Regions from separate parts of the Mus musculus genome. Here region 2 is linked to region 1. Evidence: chromatin contacts called from ENCODE Hi-C data. All regions are on one chromosome and are shown on one strand. The core of a region is the stretch at or near the end of the contact, and the rest is flanking DNA. Distances in the headings are between cores, read along the strand shown.

Region 1 (6,997 bases), core at 2,472-4,971:
GGCTGGCTCGGGAGGGCGTGCCGGGGGCGTGGCGCGAGGTGTCCCGGCCCGGAGCCCTGCGCCGAGGGCAGCGGGCGGCAGTGGGCGGACCCCGGGGGACGCGCGGCCCGGGGAAGGCGGCGCGGCGCCACCAGCGGCTCCCCCGGCTCCCGCTCGCCTGGCCGCCAAGAACGAGCCGCCGTGGGCGGGGCCTGCGGTGATTGGCGGGCGGGCGGGGAGGTCGGAAGTACTTTGTTTTTTATGCTAATGAGGGAGTGGGGCTTGTCCGTATTTACGTTGAGGCGGGAGCCGCCGCCCTTCATTCACCCACATGGTCCTTCGAGGTGCCGCCGCCGCCGCCCCGGCCCGCGCCTTCGCGCCACTTCGCGCCCTGCGGCGAGGCCGAGGGGTGGGGACGGTCCCCCACGCCGCCCGTGCCTCTCCACGGAGCCCCGAGCTCGGACCGGGCCGGGCGGGCCACGCCGCACCCCCGGCCTGGGGCCTCGGGCCGGAGTGGCGCGGAGGCTGGCGAAGATGGTGGCGGCTGCTGCGGTGAGTGCGCCCGCCCCGCCGCCGGCTCAGGGAAACCTGTTGTGCGCTAAGCGGAGCGGCGGCGGCGGCGGGACGGGCGGGAGGGCGGGGGCCGCGGGCCGGGTGGGTCTCGGGCCGTTGGGCGCCGGCGTGGGGCGGCCGTCCTGGCGCGCACGCGGGCCGGAGGGGGCCCGAGGGGGCGGCGGCCCGGGCCCCGGAGAGGCCCGCCCGGCGCACACAATGGCCCTCGGGAGGCTTCGCACGAGGCCGGCGGCCGTCCCGGGAGCGGCGGGAGCCGGGCGGGGCGCGCGGCCGCCGTGCGGGGAAAGTTTCTCCCGGGGGCGAGAGTTAAAGCGCCTCCAGAACAAAGCGGCGGCGGCACATGGGGCAGGCCGCGGGCCGGGAGGGGGCGCGCCCACGAGGAACCTGCGCGCGGGCGGCGTGGGCGGGCGGCACTCGGCGTCCCCGAAACTTTGTGCGCGCCGGGCCGGGCTCCGGGACGCGGGAGCTGCGGGGCGACGGGGCCGGGGCGCCACCCCGCGCTCCGCGTGGGCTTTGTGTGCGGCCGCGTGGGCAGCTCCCCTCGCGGGCGAGGCGACCCCTGCGGTCCGCCCGGGCGGCCCGGGACGCCCCGGCCCGCCCTCGGGGCGGCGCGGAGCCCCGGACGGGCGCTGGCTGCGAGCGCGGCGCGGGAGGGCCGGGCGGGTTCGGCAGGAGCGGCGGCCCCGCCGCCATGTTCCTGCGGGGCGGGCTGCGCGCGCCGAGGGCGGGGGGGGGGGGGACATGGCGGCGACTGCGCGCCGCCGCCGATTGTTCCCGGCTTAGGCCTCGGGCCGCGTGCGGCGAGCGCCCTGTCCGCCCCCCTCCCTCCCCCGGAGCCTGGCCGGGGGGCGCGCGGGACACAAAGGACGGCCGGCGTGTCCGGAGCCTCGCCACGCTCGGGCCTCCGCGCCGCCGCTCGCCGCGCAGCCGCCCAGAAACGGGCGGGGGTTGGGGGGGGGGGGGAGTCTCCGCGTCCGGCGCAGCGCGGCCCGGCTCTGACCTGCCGCCCCCTGGCGGCCGCGCGGGGAACCCACAAGGGCCGCCTGCCCCCTTGTGCGACATGTGCTGCCGGCCCGGGCTCCATGAGCGTGGCGGGTACTTGGCAGGATCCCGTGTTCCCGTCCGGTTTTCTCTTGATAAGCTGGCGCGGAGGGGAGAAAACTGGAGAGCGCAGCAGGGCTCGTGGTTCTTAGGTGACCAGAGGGAAGAAAATGAGCAACGTGCCACGAGGATCACAGCAGTTGGGGAAACAACTCTTTATCCCGGCGTGCAGCCACGAGGTCCTGATTGGGGGAGGGGTGGTGAAGACTAGTCCTGGTTGCCCTTTTTCTCTAGCTTGAGCTGGACAGTAGAGTTCAGGCTTGCTGCTACTCATCTTGCAGTATTTCAGGGGCACATTAATTCGTGCACGGATGTGAATCTTGGTGGGTTTTCAACTTTATTTTGTTACAGCGTTTTCCACCCAATACATTGTTGCCCTCAGGACCTTGTGGTCCTGGCTCTCTCTTTTTTTTTTTTTTTTTTTTTTTTTTTGGCAAATGGATAGAATTGCCCCTTAGGAAGATTAAGAGAAGAGCAACTTGGAATGGGGCTCGGAAAGTGGTAGTAATTTTGAGCAAATGTGCTTACCCTTTCTCTGTCTTCACCCCACCCCCAACCCTAGTCATACACGTGGACCTAGCAGCACCCGAAGCATTGCCCAAGGATACTTGCTGAGAAGGAAGTTTGCCTGAGTGGGTGAGTATATTCTAGTTTTGTAGCTAAAACTTCTTTTGAGACCTTTGGTTTTCACTTTTGTCTTTGAGCTTGTACAACATTCTTGGTCTTTTAAGGTATGAAATAAATACAGTTTGAACTCTTGTCATAAATGAGTGAGCCACATTTTAACGTAGTAAATCTACAGTGGCTTTTGGACACTAACCAAATAGTTGTAGACCCTTCAAGTTGGAGTCATAGAGTATTTCTAATTTGGGGTGATACTAAGACTTTTTTATGTTTTATGACTAATAAACTTGAAAATGACTAAACAATAATCATTAATCTTGTCGAGTATCTGACAATGTGGAGGACAGAAGAAAGGGATTGCTGCCTGGTCAATGTGAGGCTTTCCTCTAAAGGTAGTACCAAGTCAGACTGCCTTCCTGATAACAGGTCTCATTTTGTAGGACCCTTATTGTGTGTTTTTTGGGGAAGCCTACTGTAAAAGCCAACATTTTAATGGGATTGTATCTTATATTTCTTTAAGGAGTTTTTTTTTTTTTTTTAAGGCTTACATGTGTCCAATTTGGAACTTCTGGCTATTGGCTCCTCCCCTCCCCCCCTTGGGTATAAGCTGTAATTGATGTTTGTGACAGAATTTAGAGCTTTGGCTTTTTCCTTTTTGTCTAATTATTTATTTCAAATTTAGCAGGAATAAAGTGAACCTCACCTTGGGACTGAAGCTGTGACCAGTCAGAATAATGTCAAAGTGCTTACAGTGCAGGTAGTGATGTGTGCATCTACTGCAGTGAGGGCACTTGTAGCATTATGCTGACAGCTGCCTCGGTGGGAGCCACAGTGGGCGCTGCCTCGGGCGGCACTGGCTGCGTCCAGTCGTCGGTCAGTCGGTCGCGGGGAGGGCCTGCTGGTGCTGCGTGCTTTTTGTTCTAAGGTGCATCTAGTGCAGATAGTGAAGTAGACTAGCATCTACTGCCCTAAGTGCTCCTTCTGGCATAAGAAGTTATGTCCTCATCCAATCCAAGTCAAGCAAGCATGTAGGGGTCTCTCCATAGTTGTGTTTGCAGCCCTCTGTTAGTTTTGCATAGTTGCACTACAAGAAGAATGTAGTTGTGCAAATCTATGCAAAACTGATGGTGGCCTGCTATTTACTTCAAGTGTTGTTTTTTTTTAAACTAATTTTGTATTTTTATTGTGTCGATGTAGAGCCTGCGTGGTGTGTGTGATGTGACAGCTTCTGTAGCACTAAAGTGCTTATAGTGCAGGTAGTGTGTAGCCATCTACTGCATTACGAGCACTTAAAGTACTGCCAGCTGTAGAACTCCAGCCTCGCCTGGCCATCGCCCAGCCAACTGTCCTGTTATTGAGCACTGGTCTATGGTTAGTTTTGCAGGTTTGCATCCAGCTGTATAATATTCTGCTGTGCAAATCCATGCAAAACTGACTGTGGTGGTGAAAAGTCTGTAGAGAAGTAAGGGAAAATCAAACCCCTTTCTACACAGGTTGGGATTTGTCGCAATGCTGTGTTTCTCTGTATGGTATTGCACTTGTCCCGGCCTGTTGAGTTTGGTGGGGATTGTGACCAGAAGATGTGAAAATGACAATATTGCTGAAGATGCCGATTTCCACTGTAAAAATGTTCACGAGCTGATGGAGTGTATGAACACATTCTGTAAACTGTGATTTCTATTGCTTTCGTTGGTGTGTAAAACGGGATTTTTTTAATTGAAATTTGTGTTTTTAAATTGTGGTTTGTTTTTACTGAATCATTTCATTTTCGTGTTTGCTCGCTGGATTTAGTAAGAAGTTGTGTGTGGGGGCTTAGGTGAAGTTAAACTGCCTTTTGAACCTGGTATGACTTCAGGTTTATTTTACTCTAAAACCCATTAACATGAGTTAAGAAAAATGTTACTTTCTTTGGATCTCTGTTTATTAAAGTGTGACAATTCAGATGGAGTGTTTTCTGATAAGATTATTCCTAATCCGTGAGTTCTTAACAGTTAACAGGTGGTGGCCACTCTGTTAATGTGCACACCCTGTAAGAAAGAACTATCCTTGGACTGTTCTTACCATGTGACCCCCTCAAGGGAAAGATGGCAAACTGATGGTCAGTAGAGTGACAGGTACACATGACACTCGAGTGCTGGGTCTGGAGAAGCTGCAGTTAGTATTTAGGATAACAGTATATATAATATATAGTTCTACATTTGGGCAGCACAGTTGGTTTCAGGCTATGAATAAAAATCATTGGAGTGAAACCTAAAGAAAAGTAAAATTAATAAGGAAGAGCTGCTAAAATCAGGTTTAAGCTGACACTATCTACAGAGCTAAAGTTTTCCATAATATGTTGCTTTTTTTAAAAGAAATGCAAGAAGCTGACTGATGGATCCCTGAGCTGCCAGGTAAGGATTCCACAGGCCTGGGTTTGATTGTGAGTGACCAGAATTGTACAATTATTACTAAAACAGAAACATAGTCACTTCTGACTCCATTCTTAACATTTTTGGATTAAAACTTGTTTCAGATGACTAATGAAAACTTCCTTTAAAACGTGATAAAGCTCTAATGTCAGCACGATCCACATGATCCATGTGCCTCCTATAAAGGGAGGGGTCTGTCACCAGTGTTACGGATTGAATGCTACGTTTATCTTCCAACATAGGAAGCCTGCCAGGTACTTTCTTCAATATACTAAATTAGAAGTTTAAAATTAATAAGGTCTTAATTAGGACCTTTGGATGCTGAGCTTGTGGTAGTAATTGTGTTCAGAATGTTTTGAACTTAAATTGAGATTTAATTTTAGTAAGGAATGTGTGTCTTAGAGGCCTAGTAGTGAAGAGGAGTTTTCCTAGGATTTTCCTCTCTCCTCCCTTAATTAAGCTGCTTTCTGCACTAAGGGCTTCACGCAGCAACGCACTTGTTCAGTTCCGCACAGGGGGCTTTGCTGACTGTCTGCTCTAAAACTCTGTTGGCAAAACAGCTGTGGTCTCTCTTAGACTTTGATTTTGTAGTAACTAGGGCATATAGTTGCTATAAGCTTTCAGGAATGGGGGTGGGTTACTAATGTCTTATGTTATATGAAAGTAGTTAAATTTATCCTATATTAAGAAGGAAGCATTATTGAGACTATATACTGTTGATTTTACTAAAAACTCTAAGATGTCCATTTTAACAGGCAAACCTAGCACAGAAAACCAGCTGGATTTTCCCTGTGCATGGTTTGAAGAGTCAGTCCTACATAATTGCTGACACAATGCAACCTGCAACTGCCCGGAGAAAGAACAGTTCACTAAAATTTGTTGTATTTATCATCCAATTCTGTTCTGTAACTGGTAACACTAGTTTGTCTGGCTTTAGAGAATAGGTGAATCTCTAAAACAGTAGAAACAGCTCAGTTGGGCAAGGGCCGTTCTAGTAGCATGCCTGCTCCTTGGAGTTTTCCAGATTATTTTGTATAGCCTATTCCAGATTCTTGTCTAAGATTGCTTTGCTCTGTGCACTCAGAATTGGTGTGCCTTTCTATTTGTGTAAATGATATATAATACATTGCTAGTTGTCTAGGATCTATTCAGGAAGTGCGTGCTGTGAATTTTAAAGTATGGGAAGATTGTTAACAAGGGTTTCAATGTTTTGTTTTTTTTTTTCTGGTAAGCTAAAATAGAACATTGTGAGGTACCTGGTTTATTGTGGTTACAGACTTGGAATAATGTTCATTGTTTTGTGCTAATAAATTGTGTTAAAATTTGGTGTACATATGAGCATTTTTAAATAAAGTTATTTTGTAGCACTGATGATCTTGTATCTTGTTTTTTCCTGTAAGTGGCCCAAATATCTTTTTCTTGTTGAGGGCATGGGGAGACCAGTCTTAGCTTTAACCATGGAGTTTGTCTTTTGCCTTAATTTACAGGGAAGAGGAAATCATTGTGTGTCCTGATTTCAAACCTCAGAATAAGGAAAATTAGCAGGGTACCTTTTACAAGTTGGTCAGAAAGCAACAAATTGTGCTTGTGTGTTTGACTTGGGTTCTTAGGATTTTGTAGGAAAGTCTCCAGGATCAAATGCTAAGATGATGGACGACACAAAGCCTATCTGCCCACTCAGGACTAGAACACTGTATGTATGCTGCAGTTAAGACTTGGAGACTGCTCGGGGGAATGAGAGGTCTAAAATGGTTATGACAACTGATGAAGCAGTGTATGACGCTCAAGGATTACTATATAGCAAAGATCTTAAGTCATGACAGTAAAGAAGGGCTACTAAATGCCAGTGACTTAAGAATTGAAGGCTCATGGAGTGCTGAAAGTGCTCATGTAGCATTGGGAAAGTATGTAGGTGCAACATGAGTGCAGAATTTGTTCTTAGTAAGTAGTGAGCATGAGTCTTTAATACAAGTTGTAGAGCTGTGTGAGACCCTGTACCAATGTTTCTTCCAAATTGAGACTGGTCATTAGAATTTAATTCTATGGATGGAGTTAGGCTATAGCAGGAAGGAGCTAGGCCTTGCAATTTGAGTTCTCTAAGACTTTTGATAGCAGTCTGCTCTACTTCTGTTCTTGACCATGATGCCAAGGTGGGTACCATGAAAGTACTGTGCGTGATTCTAGGCTCCTGCGTTCTAATATAGTAGCACCATTTGTATTTGTGAAAAGGATGATTGGCAGTGTTTTCAGGACTCTTGGTTTTTATCTATGCATAGGTGTTAAGTAGAACTATTGGCCTGAGTTGTCCA
Region 2 (6,997 bases), core at 3,028-5,527, 3.1 Mb after region 1:
CCGGGTTCTCCCAGACCCCAAAAGAGGGGCGGAGCCGGCAGTGGCACTGCGCAGGCGCGCACTCTCTAGCCCATAGTCACCAGCTAGGAGAAATTAGGGTCATTGGTACTAGGGTCTGGAATATTTTCTAAGCAAGTGTCACCAGCATGGATTACTACTATAGGTGCTTAGAAATTCGGAGTTATGAATCGATGCCTTCATTTTTGAACTTCAGCTATGCTCATAGACTAACACCCAGCTGAGCAGAATCCTCTAGAATGTATGCAGTATGGAAATGGAAAGTTGCATTGCAAAATTATGTTTCACTGTTGTAAATACTGTCACAAAAGGCGAAGGCCGCTTGCAATCATGATAAGTAAGTTTTGCAGAGTTCCCTGGAAGGTTTTACTCTCTTCTCTTGTCTGCTCACTGTGCCCCAATCCTGGTCCTTCTTGCTCTTATTTATATTACCAGGTGTTCTTCCCTGGTCTACCTGCCCTTTCCTCGGATGTCTGACTAGTGTTTACCTCCTTCAGTTCTCAGTTTGAGTGCCATCTTCCTATTAGAGTCATTCCTTGACTCTAACCATGCAGAACCATTTTTTTTTTTTTGTTTTCTTCTTATCATTCATCAACAAATTGGCCACTGATGTAATTTCTCACTGTCTCTGCTCCATGGAGGTAAGGCCATTCATTTCTCTGGGACCAGATCTATCACACACTCATCAACAAGTGGGCTTATCATATGATTGCTCACTGCTGTTTATATTATAGTCTGCTGCTTTCTATGAATTCGGAGGCTCTACCAAGTGGGAGTGATTAGAAGTCATATTAATTTTTTATGTACCGAGGCATCAAAAAAAAAAAAAAAAAGCCTGTCTTCAGTGAAAGAGAATAACATTACTGATCAAGAAGAAAGACATGAAGCCAGCAGGTGATAGCACACACCTCTAGTGCCAGCACCTGGGAGGCAGAAGCAGATGGATCTCTGAGTTCAAGGACAGCCTGGTCTACAGAGTGAGTTTCGGGACAGCCAGGTTACACAGAGAAACCCTGTCTCAAGCACACACACACACACACACACACACACACACACACACACACACGAGACAAAGGGAAAGTGCCTACAGTAATCAAAGCCCATGCTCTGCTTTTCCTTTAGAATCAACCTCACCCACGTTCTTGGTTTACCATTTACACAATTAAAGCTTTCAACAACTTAAACTTAGTAGGGTTTTATTTTATCAAACAATGAAAAACCTGGCAATGCTCTGAAAGAAAGGTTCAGAGAGCACCATCAAGAAACCCAGGCAGTCAATCTGTATAAACAAAGGCTGGAGGGAAGTGTGGCCCAGTGGTTAAGAACGCTAGTTTCTCTTCCAGAGGACCCAGGTTAGATTCCTAGCACCCACATGGTAGCTCACAACCTTCTGTAACTCCAATTCCAGGGTATTGGAAGTCCATGAGCACTGTGCCCATACGGTACATGTAAACAAGAGTCCTATACACAAGAATATAAATCTCGGAAGTAATGGTTAGGAGAGACTTTACAGGTTATGGATCTAATTGTGCCTTCTCAAAGGGAACAATATCTCTCCCACATACAAACATAGTTGGTCAGTTGGGAGCATGCTGGCTGGCTAAAGCTGACTAAGTTAGGTTGCAGTTCTGATGTAGCAATTCAAAATACTGGGGACAGTCTCCAGGCAAATTTAGTTTAACTCTACATATATTTGCAGAGGCTTATCTGAAAATATCCACTGGAAAATATTAACAAAGGCTACATTTCAGTATTGGGCATAGGCAAGGAAATTGGGAAGTCACAACTTAAAATGTTGCTCTATACACTTTTGGCTATGAGTTCTTCTAAGCTGCTTGCTCAGTTTTATTTCCTCAGGTGAAGGAATGGGATGAGAGCCATACCCAAGTCGCACGAATACATGGCTTGCCTGAGACCAGCACATTACTTTCTCTGTTCTAACCATCCCTTGGCCTAGGCTTTCATACCATCTAATCTTTCAAGCTGACTGGTTTAATCCAGTTTCTCTTGGCTTCTAACTGAATTGCATTGCTTGGCCTCATACTACCTTTGACAATCTGTTCTAATCTCCGGGTTCCTTCTCATTCTCTCTTCACCCGTGTCTAACTTGTTCTCTCTGAAACCTGTCTTTGTAAAAACTGTCCTGGTATAAAAGTGCTCTGTCTCTGTCTCTCTCTCTCATTGCCTCCCTTTCCTGTGCTGTCTTGAGTTCATTGGACATATCCTTTCTCTGACTCATCTGTCAAATCTTTCTCTGATTCATCACTTTGTCTGCCCATCAATTAGGCATCACTTTCAAACATGGCTGTTTCCTCCTAGGAACTAACTTTACCTACATTGTTAGGGATTAAAGGTGTGCACTAAGGTGTCTGTATTTCAGGCAAATGATACTTTAATCAGAGCATATCTGCATTCCAGCCAGATCACATAGATCTAGAATGTCTTTAGATGTGAACCCTTGCTAAAGCAGCCATGTTGCTGGATTAAAATTTCTCTACATGCATGAATTACTCTTATATTTAAAAATAATTAGGATAAAAATTAAAAGTCTCAAAAATACGAATACCCTTATTCTGGGAATCCAGAAGCGCCGAAACTGCTGTTGATGGGGCTTCTTTATTTAAGATGAAGTATGTGGTGAGGACATGCTTTTGTGTTATAAAAAAACATCTTGTTGGATGAAGATAATTTGTACGAACTTATTCGTGACACAATTTTGAGTTGCTGCACTCACCACCTCTGACCATCTTCATCTTACAGTAGAGTGAGAAATTCAGATGAGCTGGAGGTCATTTACAGAATTTTGTGGTAACTGACCTGGTAAGGAGTAAGGTGTTCTGGTTGCACTGAAGTCTGATACAGTCTGAACGTGTCAGAAGGGCTTCTTCGAGTGTGTTGAAAAAGGAGAATCTAGAAAAAAAAAAAAAAAAAAAAAAAAGAGCAAAGTGAAGCAAAGGAGAGGAACCGTAGAAAATACTCCAGCGAAGGATTTGCAAATGTCATCGACACAGGGGTTTAGGGTGGGTATGGAATTGATAGGGTTAAGGATGGGTGTTGTGATCATAAAAAGAGAAAGAGCTCTAACTATATGTTCTGGTGGAGTGCGGGGGAAGGGGGAAGCCTCAGCGGGCATCCCCTTCCCTGGAGGGACCAGACACACACTGGTAAAGTATAAAATAGAGTTTATTTAGGGCGTGGTGAGGGGAGTTAAGAGAGTAGTAGAGGCAGAGAGAAGGAGAGAGTAGATAAGTGGAGGCGGGCCATGGAAAGAAGAGGGATGGGGATGGGGAGAGGGGGGCACAAGGGACAGGAGGCAAGAGAAAGGCAAGAGTGTACGTGTAAGGGCCAAGCAGCCCCTTTTATACTGGGTCAAGCCTACCTGGCTGCTGCCAGGAACTGTGGGGATGGAGTTTAGACAGAATACCAACAATGGGCATTAGTTGGGAGACGATCATTTGAAATATTTGAACCCATATTCCAAAAAGCGTAGGTTGTGTACAAAAGGGATAAAGGAATGTGGCGCTGGGAAATGATGTTTTCTATAGTATTCTGTAACTCAGAAGTCAGAGGTAGACTGTAGCTAGGTAGAATCAACACTGGAGGGAGTCCGGTTGCCATAGGTCAAAGTGATGGCAGATAGTGTCCTGGCTGCCGCTTCACACCAGCAGAAAGGCCAATAGATCTTGGACTACCCGTGAATGAAGGTGGTCACTGTCATTCTCAGCTGTCTAGCCAACTGGATAATCAGTTAATTCAACCAGTCCAGGAACCCTATTCAAGGAAGGAACAATCGGTTTGGTGCCAAGAGAAGCCAGGCTTTTCAGTTTAGACGTGTGATGTATCCTCGCAACATTAACGCGCGAATAAGCAAGCGCGAGAGAGAAAAAGCAAAGAACATGTGTCCCAACTTTGAGGCCGTTTTCCTGCCAGCTATACATTTCGGCCACGTATTTCTCAGTTCTTTCCAGGAAAGCCTCGGACGTCAATGACAGGCGCGCGCACGAGCGCGTGCGCAGTGGCGTAACGCGCAAAGGCTACCACGGTGATTGTTTCCAGTATCCGTAAACAGCATCCCTGGAGGGCTCCATTTAAAACAGGCGGGAATTAGCAGCATGGCTGGGGAGCGCCGGGACCCGCACTGCTGCACGTCCCGCCCACCACGGCCGATGATTGGTTACTGTCCCCGGCTCATGGAAGGCGATCCCGCGCCTTATTGGCCGTCAGTCTCCGGCCCCGCCCCCTAAGTCCCGCCCCGCCCTCTGCTGCCGACGTGGGCTGCAGGCCGCAGGCGGTTGCCGGGCGAGCAAACGGAGCGGGCGGCGGGCATGGGCGGCCTGCGGCTGCTGGCGGTAGCCCTCACGTGCAGCTGCTGGTGGCCGCAGGGCGGCCAGGGCAAGACCCTGCGTGGCAGCTTCAGCAGCGCCGCGGCCCGCGACGCCCAGGGCCAGAGCATCGGCCATTTCGAGTTCCACGGTAGGTCCGGGCAGGTCGAGCGAGGGGTGGAGGCTCGCGGCCTCCCTCGAGCCCGGGGTCGGTAGGCGGCGGCCGCGGCGCCTCCCTCCCGCCACGTCGTCCGGGCCTCACCTGGATCCCCGCAGCGCCGCGACCCTGAACCTTCACCACCGGGCTGCAGCCTAATTGCACCTGAAAGCCATTTCCATTTCCCCGACACTCCCGGTGCAAACCGGACCGCTCCACTGCATCTCCCCAGGGCTGTCCCCCAACTCCGCACTTGGCCTGATTGTATGCATTCGAGCCCTGTGGTTATGAGTGGATGTCAGCCCAGGAAGTTAGCTTCCCTGTTGTTTGTAAGACCGGTTGCATGAAACCTGCTTGGAGCGGATTTGGAATCTGTCATTGCCTCAACAGTTTAGTTATTACCGTGTGCCTAGAGTTCATTTGGTGAAGACGGTGTCTACGTGTTTAGAAAGTTTCGTGATTGGCACACTCTGGCATGTGTGTAAGAGCTGCATTTCATAAGTACTTCCTGGTATCCTCCAGGAAAATCAGTGGTCTTCAGTTGATGAAATTGCAATTCGTTCTACTAATTTTGCCCCGTTTATTTGTTCCCTTAGAGTGTTTTCTTGGTCCTTTGAACATTACTGCATTTCAAGGGAGTCGTTTGCTTACTGAAGCTGAGATCTTCAGCTTCTATGACGGAGTTGCTTTAGAGATGCAGCTGTATCTACTGAAGAGAGGGTCTTAGGAGAAGAACATAGAAATCAGAAGCTGCTTGGCATGGGAAGGAAAGCCAAGTCCTGGGAACTTGTAGAATTGGTGCTGTAAAAGGAGGCTTTAAAAACACAAACATTGAAGGTTTTACAATTCTGAGAAAAACATGTCAGCTTTTTAAAATGTGAATAAACCCGGGCGAATGAAGAAGAGATCCCCCCCCCCTCAAGCAAACAGCTTTGTTGTATTTTTTTGTCCTATTTTTGGTCTCTTCACCACCTCGTTGTAGCAGGTCCTTTGAGACCTGACAGCACAATCACTGTGATCTGGTTAGTGCTGGTAAGTCAAGGATCTGTGGGAGCTGTGATTTGTACTGTCCGTGCCCCACCGATAACTCTGATTGTAATTACCTTGTGGAGGGGAAATGGGGTAAATCTAGGTTATCAAACAGACACGCTGGATGCTGTTCAGGAAATGTTTTCAAGTATCAGCTGAATTATAAAGATGGTTCATGTTAAGTTGCCTGCGTCTCATGGCAGATTGGGGAGGGGGTAGGCCAGGTAGCTTCTCTCATATATTATGCAGATACAGTTCACTTACACCTCGTTGTTGCCAGGTTTTGGTCGATTCCAGCTAAATACAGTAAAGCTATGCTGAAACCTGTCACTTATTACAATTTAAAGTGTTAATAGTACTTTAGAGTCACTTCATACCACTTGATACAGTATACCAACTTACGTAAGAGACTTTTTCTTTAGTTACAGTGTACATTTTAACTTATGTAAAAGGTTTAACCAAAGCAGTCATTCTGGTAACAAAAGACCTTCACCAGAAGAATAGAGGGTTGTAAAATGAATCTCGTGTTCCCCTCTCTTCATCCAGCGTTTCTTCCCCCGCAGGCCCCTGTTTTCTGCTATTTCTATGCTAAAATTTTTTAAATTAATACTTTTGTTCATGTACAAATAACATTACGTGTGTCCCTTCTATGCAGGTGTCTTTGGGAGCGAGAGCGAGGCCGATCCCCTAGAGCTGGGATTTTCAGACGGTGTGAGCTACCATGTTGGTGCTGGGAAGCAAACCCTTAGTCCTTTTCAAGAGCAGCAAATGCTCTTCCTGAGTCACCTCTTCAGCCTGTAAGGTGTCCTAACTGGTTCTGGGGGCAGCCCGGCTCACTCTCTGCCATTCACCCCACATACTGTTCTAACAGTTGCTTTGTGAAAAGTCATAGTATAAAAATATGTTATGAGTATAAAATAGGTATCCCAGGCGCATGTTACCTGTGTTTATTTTCACATGAAAACATAATTAGGTACTGTTAAAAAAAAAACAGATACTTCAGCAAAAGTCTGTGTAGATTATGAACATGCATAAACACATGGATGGAGAGAACGCATGGATGGAGAGAACGGATGGATTATAGAGAGAAGCTGAAGTTCTGTGATGATCAATGTCAGTGTGTCCCAGACGGAGCTTTTCAGTGAAATGCTACCACGTACCACTGCAGTCGCACAGATTCATTCCGTGTTGGGTGAACTCTTAGGCCTGAATGAGGTGTTCGTTGTGTTGAGATTAATTTACATAATGAGATTTAAGAACAGTTCTTCTACAAAAGCCCCGTACTGCGGTGCGCAGTGTGGAGTGTTGTCTCCGTGCTTTATAGGAACAAACGAGTTGATAATTTCTGTTTTAATGTCAAGGTGACCATGCTCTTCTGTGTGTCAGAATCAACAACGTAGCAGTGGCTGTTGGAAAAGAAGCTAAACTCTACCTGTTCCAAGCCCAGGAATGGCTGAAGCTGCTGGAGAGC

Evidence for each region. Hi-C counts contacts between places; a loop is a spot of excess contacts on that map.
Region 2: a loop to region 1 is called in a map of T-helper 1 cell, with 6 times the contacts of the local background. The contact joins the promoter of Gpr180 here to the promoter of Mir17hg in region 1. A Hi-C loop is called at or near these places in 2 of 37 maps with a recorded cell type or tissue (T-helper 1 cell and mature B cell).

Annotation. Positions count from the first base shown.
Region 1 is chr14:115,040,669-115,047,665 of GRCm38, forward strand. Mir17hg (Mir17 host gene (non-protein coding)) reads left to right here and starts at 3,722. Exons shown (of 1, transcript NR_029382.1): 1 at 3,722-6,060. It overlaps Mir17 (microRNA 17), which reads left to right and starts at 3,003; the gene lies at 3,003-3,086. Mir18 (microRNA 18) reads left to right here and starts at 3,183; the gene lies at 3,183-3,278. Mir19a (microRNA 19a) reads left to right here and starts at 3,332; the gene lies at 3,332-3,413. It also overlaps Mir20a, Mir19b-1 and Mir92-1.
Region 2 is chr14:118,132,850-118,139,846 of GRCm38, forward strand. It overlaps Gpr180 (G protein-coupled receptor 180), which reads left to right and starts at 4,278. Exons shown (of 9, transcript NM_021434.5): 1 at 4,278-4,491; 2 at 6,888-6,997. The coding sequence starts at 4,344.